2 separate regions of the Homo sapiens genome follow, and region 1 is linked to region 2. A link is a contact called in ENCODE Hi-C or POLR2A ChIA-PET data. All regions are on one chromosome and are shown on one strand. Each heading gives the region's core, a stretch centred on a gene start or an enhancer-like site at or near the end of the contact. The rest is flanking DNA. Distances are from core to core; before and after follow the strand shown.

The links. A loop is a pair of places that touch in the nucleus more often than their neighbours do. ChIA-PET counts read pairs that join two places held with the same protein, here RNA polymerase II (POLR2A). Pooled maps may share reads with other maps.
Region 1: a loop to region 2 is called in a map of body of pancreas, with 2.0 times the contacts of the local background. The contact joins the enhancer-like site here to the promoter of KLF15 in region 2. A Hi-C loop is called at or near these places in 2 of 168 maps with a recorded cell type or tissue (CD14-positive monocyte and body of pancreas) and 1 of 50 pooled maps. POLR2A ChIA-PET finds 5 or more read pairs at or near these places in 1 of 52 experiments (activated T-cell).

The regions. Positions count from the first base shown.
Region 1 is chr3:126,457,982-126,460,681 of GRCh38, reverse strand. ZXDC (ZXD family zinc finger C) reads left to right here. Exons shown (of 10, transcript NM_025112.5): 7 at 945-1,029. Among named protein-coding and RNA genes, the nearest start is that of ZXDC, 17 kb to the left of the region's middle. Within about 2 kb of position 1,380, at least 3 of the 41 ENCODE cell types and tissues checked have a DNase peak (open chromatin) inside an H3K27ac peak, as active enhancers do; they include body of pancreas, where a contact is called at or near this core.
Region 2 is chr3:126,356,117-126,358,820 of GRCh38, reverse strand. KLF15 (KLF transcription factor 15) reads left to right here and starts at 1,413. Exons shown (of 3, transcript NM_014079.4): 1 at 1,413-1,584. RefSeq lists a silencer at 1,234-1,453 and enhancers at 1,352-2,111, 2,112-2,704.

The sequences.
Region 1 (2,700 bases), core at 131-2,630, 100 kb before region 2:
GGCAGAGCCATGCTTGCCGGCATTTGCTTAGGCGGCCATAGTAGTTGCTAAGTGTACAGGTGACTGGGCAGGGATGGGAGGTGGCCACAGGTCAGAGACAAGTGCTCAGTCAGTCCCTGGTGCCAGGACTGTGTGCCTCGGTGCCTTGGGAAATGGAAGCTCCCTGGTGCAGCTGCAGCTGTGGGTGGAGGTAGAGAAGCCAGCAAGACCTTGGTCTTAACCCCGTGTTCATTTTCTTGCTAGCTGTGTGACGTTGGGCTACCTCGCTTCTCTGAGTACAAATGGTGTGTGGTGAATGGGTCCCAGGTATGCTACGAGCTTTGAGGGCTGCTCTTTTTCTCTTCATAGCGATAAGTGTTAAACTGTCTTTCTTAGGAAACGTTCACAGACTTGCAACAGCTGATGTCCTCTGAGTACTGTCTGACTCCCTCAGGCAAGTTCCTGAATTCAGTACCATCATTATTATTTTTGTGTAAGACTTTGACAAAGTATAGCCCCTGCCACCAGAGCAGCCTGTACAGTGGGTCTCTAAGGTGGGACCTGCCCCGGGCCTGCCATGCACGTGTGTGAAACAGCGTGAAAAGTGTCGCGGTAAGGTGACCCTGGGTTACCCAGGCAAGGCTCGGTGTTTGTTTCAGAAAGCAGAGAAGTATGTAATTGATTTTAAAAGTTTCTGTTTAAAATATTTGGCTATGTTTTAGACTATGAAGGAATGAACTTTGCTTCTCTGGATAAGAAAGTCACATACATTGTTCCAGCTCCAAGTTTGTTCGGCCCTCGCCACAAGTGGATGTAGCGTTTGGCCCTTTGTGTGCCTTGCTGGTGACTCTGGTTTTGGGAGCTCGGATATGTCCCAGAAGCAGGCTTATGGCACTTCTGTAGCTCCCTTGCTACCCTTCCTTTGTGTCTAGATAAGTGACTGACATGCTTTTCTTTGGTCTCAGGAAAGTGGGGGCTCAGCAAGAACTGATTACCGAGCCATTCAACTAGCCAAGGAAAAAAAGCAGAGAGGAGCGGGGAGCAATGCAGGTGAGGCCGTGTGTGCTGCAGCCGGACGAGCAAGGGCCTGAGGGTTCTCTGTCACTGTTACTGGCAGAAGAAACACAGCAGGTGTTTCTGTGCTCTTGGTTTTACTTTTCTGTTCAGAATACCCTTTTATCAACTCCTTAGTTTTATTTGAACTTAAGGGAAAAAATTAGTAACAAAATTCCCAGCATCAGTATGAACATATTTTATTTGCCTAAACAAGCTTTGTGAAAGTTAAGCGTTCAAACACCAGTGTCAGTTACCTGGAAGGCTACTAAGGTAAATAAGCAAAGCAGGCCAGTTGTCAGGAAAGCAGAGATTGTGCCTGGTGCTGAATGGCCTTGGGGCCTGATCTTGGCATGGCAGAGACCTGGGGACTGCCACTGTCCCCAGGTACGTGTACATGGAGCCAAACTGTGTGTCCTGTGGCATTGTCAGAGTTATGTTGAAATCTTATTTGAAAATGTTAGCAACTTACTTGCATTTTTAAAGACCAAACAAGAGCTGGTAACCTATGGCCTCAAGCATCTGTCCTTCCTAAAAATGGAATAGTGGGATGTAGTGCTTAATGGAAACTGCTAAATCTTTTTCTAAAAACTAACAGTGGATTTTTAAAATATATTGTTTTTTGTGTATTTCATTTGTCCTTTGTATTTATCTAAAAGGGTTGATATGATTTTATATCTTGCTCTCTATTCCTAATAGTATTATGACTTCTTATTTAAAATAAATAACAATTGCCGGTTTTCTGTTAATCAGTTTTCTTAAAGCCAGTGTTTCACTATAGTGTATGCATCAGTGTGAATTGTGACTTAGGAAGGGACACCTCAACAGTTCACAAAGTACCAGAATGGAACTTGCAGAGATAATAGAAGGAAGTGTGGTGGTGAAATTTGTAGAAAGAGTTGACCATATACCAAGGAAAGTTCATGAAGGAAAGCGGATGCCTTTATTGAACCTGGTAGATAATCTTGAAGAAAAAAGAGACAAACATTCAAGTATATAACACGTGTCCTATTTATTACATTGCTTTGGAGTACTATCTATAAAGGAGGTTTGATGTTTTCATTACTGTTTTTGTAAATATTTCAGCATTATCTTTAAAAAGTAAGGACATTGGCCAGGTGCGGTGGCTCATACCTGTAATCCCAGCACTTTGGGAGGCCGAGGTGGGTGGATCACCTGAGGTCAGGAGTTCGAGACCAGCCTGGCCAACATGGTGAAACACTGTTTCTACTAAAACACAAAAAAATTAGCCAGGCGTGGTGGCACGTGTCTGTAATCCTAGCTACTTGGGAGGCTGAGGCAGGAGAATCGCTTGAACCCAGGAGGCAGAGGTTGCAGTGAGCCGAGATTGTGCCACTGTGCTCCAGCCTGGGTGACAGAGTGAGACTCCATTTCAAAAAAAAAAAAAAAAAGTAAGGACATTAAAAAAAATTATAGCCATCTAATGTTGCCACTTCTTTAAAAATTAACAGTATTTTCTTAATGTCAGTATCTAGCAAATGTTCAAATTTTCAGTTGTCCCAGATGCCTCAAATATTTTATGTAACTGTCTGTTGGAATCAGAATCCAGTGGGGTTCATATGTCACTACTGGTTGATACATCATCTCTTGACTGTTTGACAGCTGTAGGGTTCTCTGCTAGGTCTTGCCTGGTTTTTGTTGAAGAAA
Region 2 (2,704 bases), core at 164-2,663:
TCTTATGAAAATGGACAAATTCCACTGTTCTGCCCAGGCTAGCCAGGGCTGCTGTAATGCCAGAGTGGTCATTCCAACTTCTGTGAACTAGAAAGCCTCTCACCATCCTCAACACAAATGTCCTTAAAGCCCTCTGGCAACGCATTGGTTTGGCTCCTAGTGGCAGCAGCAGCTGAATCCCTGGCACTGACCTGGTGCACAGTGTCCCCAGATCCCTGGTCAAGCAAGCCTAGACCTATAGCATTCCAGAGAGCCTGGAAAGGGTATGGTTAAAAATTCCTGTTCTAGCAATGTCTTCAAGAAGAAGCAGGAGAAAATGCTCCCCACCTCCCAGTGCCAGGAGGGGAGAGGAAGGAAGCTCAGTAGGACAGCTCTGCACAGGTGGCCTGGGGGTGTCTGCAAGATGACCTGGCTCTACCTCTCTACCTGCTCCTTCCCAGCTGTGGGGCTGGGGAGGGCTGGTGCCCTCTCTGAGTCGGTTTCTTCATCTGTAAAGTGCTTGGCTGAGGATCCAGCTGGAGTGTGGATTAAAGGGCACAGCAGGGTGCCTAGCACCGTCAGCCCACGTGTTTTTCTTGGGCAAGCCACTCTGAGCCTTACTCTTCCTGTCTCTAAGCGGGAACCCAAATGCGAGCCAGGATTGCTGCGGACTAAAGCAGTCTACGAACGCTTTTGTAGACTGCGAAGCATTGTTTGGTCTTCAGAAAGGTGCCCCAGAGACAAGGTGTCATTGGTTTCAGGTGGGGGGGGGGGGGGCCGGTCAGCAAACCTCCTTAGTCCTGGAGGGCAGGGTGGCAGCGCAGAGCGCGCGCAATTTCCGGAGGGTAACTGATTGTCCTGCTGAAAGCCCAATACCGTATTTATCCAAAAATACGTCCTTCTAGGCAAGTGATTTATCTGACACTCAGCGGGGGACAGAGCTGCTTGTACCGCGCTGGGGATGAAGGTGGGGACGTGGGCCAGACCGGGCCAGACAGGCTCCCCAGCGCTTCCCGCTCAATCACGCAGACTGCACTTTGGGGCGATCTCAGAGCTTTTCTTAAGTCTTCAGGCCAGTCTCACGTTCTCACCTTGGGAACCGAGCTTTAGAAGCCGGCCCTCGTGGACGCCGCGAGACAGCGGCGAGAGGTGGGAAGCAAGGAGGTGGCTGCGGGCCAGGGACCAGGCAGCGTGTTGGGGGGCGTGCGCGTCTGGCAGCTCCGGGATCCCCGAGCATCCGCCGCTCAAGTCCGGGAGCCGCGCGGGCGGGCCGGGGCGGGGCCAGGGCGGGGCCAGGGCGGGGCGGGACGTGTGACGCGCAGCGCGGGCCAATGGGGCGCGCGCCCGGGGCCGAGCCTCCTGCGAGCCTTCGCGGCGCCCGCTGCGTCACGTGAGCGGCGGGGAGTGAGTGCCCAGCGAGCTGCGGGCGGGCTAGTGCTCCGCCGCAGCGACCCGCGGGCCGGCGGGCGATCGAGCCAGCGCAGGACCCGCGGCTCGGCCCCCGGCCGCCGCCGGACCGAGAGTCTAGCCGCCGCCCCCAGCCCAGCCCGCCCGGCCGCAGGACCGCCGGGGCCTGGCCGCCGGTCCGGCGTGCGCCAAGTTCAGGTGGGAGAGGCGCGGCGGGGCCGGCCGGCCGCGTGGACGCGGCCCCGGGTGATCAGAGGGCTGGCCGGCCTCGGGGCGCGTGGCCGTGCTCCCGCGCAGCTCTCGGAGGCACCGCGCGAGTGCTGGAGGAATGTCGGAGGAGCGGGATGGGCCCCCGCGGAGGTGGGCAGGGGTCGGACTGGCCCGGGGGAGGTGACCCCCCCCGCCCCGGTCGCCCACCAGCACTTTGCTGAGGCCCGCGCCGCCGCCTCGGTGCCTGGCCGGGCGATTCCGTGGCGCGCCTTGCGGGCCGGCCCTCCCATATGGTGGGCACCGGCGCGGCCTGGTGAGAGGAGGGGGAGAGCGGACGCGCTGGCCAGCCCGGGGTTGGGGGGCGGAGGGGCTGGAGACGGAGGGGTTACTGTCGGTCACCGCAGCAGTGTCGGGGGCAAGGGGGGGGCGTGGGACGAGGGCATGGTGCCCAGCGGGCAGCGGTCCAGGACTCTAGAAGGGGTCTGAGCCGGCTCTCTTCATTTCCCACGCACGTTTCCCCTCACCCGCCGGCACCCACGGCGGCTCCACGCGCGAGTCCTTCGCGGACAGCCTCCCGCACAGCCACAGCGGCTGCCGCGCACCACGCCCCGCACACGCAGTCACACGACAGGAACTCACACCCCTTCACGCACACCCGCACCGTTCACGCGTCTCACTCCACGCTGAGTCCCCGTCCGCTCAGACCGAACATTACCAAAGCCATGGCCTGACCGAGGGATGGCGGCGGCGGGGCAGAGAGGCCGTCCCCATCCCATATGGTGGTCCGGTTCACTCTTCCCTCCCCGCCTTGGTGTTACTCATGGAACCCCCCTCTCACGGAGGGCACAGAGGGGCTGTTTTCTCCCACGGCCCTCGGAGGTGACAAAATCAACAATTGTTTGAGAGCCTCAAATCTCCTTCCCCCTGTCCCCCCGGACCAGGTGGCCCCTGGGGAGACCCTGCCGCCCTACAGGTGTGAGGACGCCCGGACTCTGCGACTTTGGGGCCTGCGGGCGGCTCAGGGACCGGAGACTCTTATTTTGAAGGACAGCCCCCGCCGCCACCCCCGTGATTTGCACGCTGACCCAATGGCAAGCCCTTGGCCGGC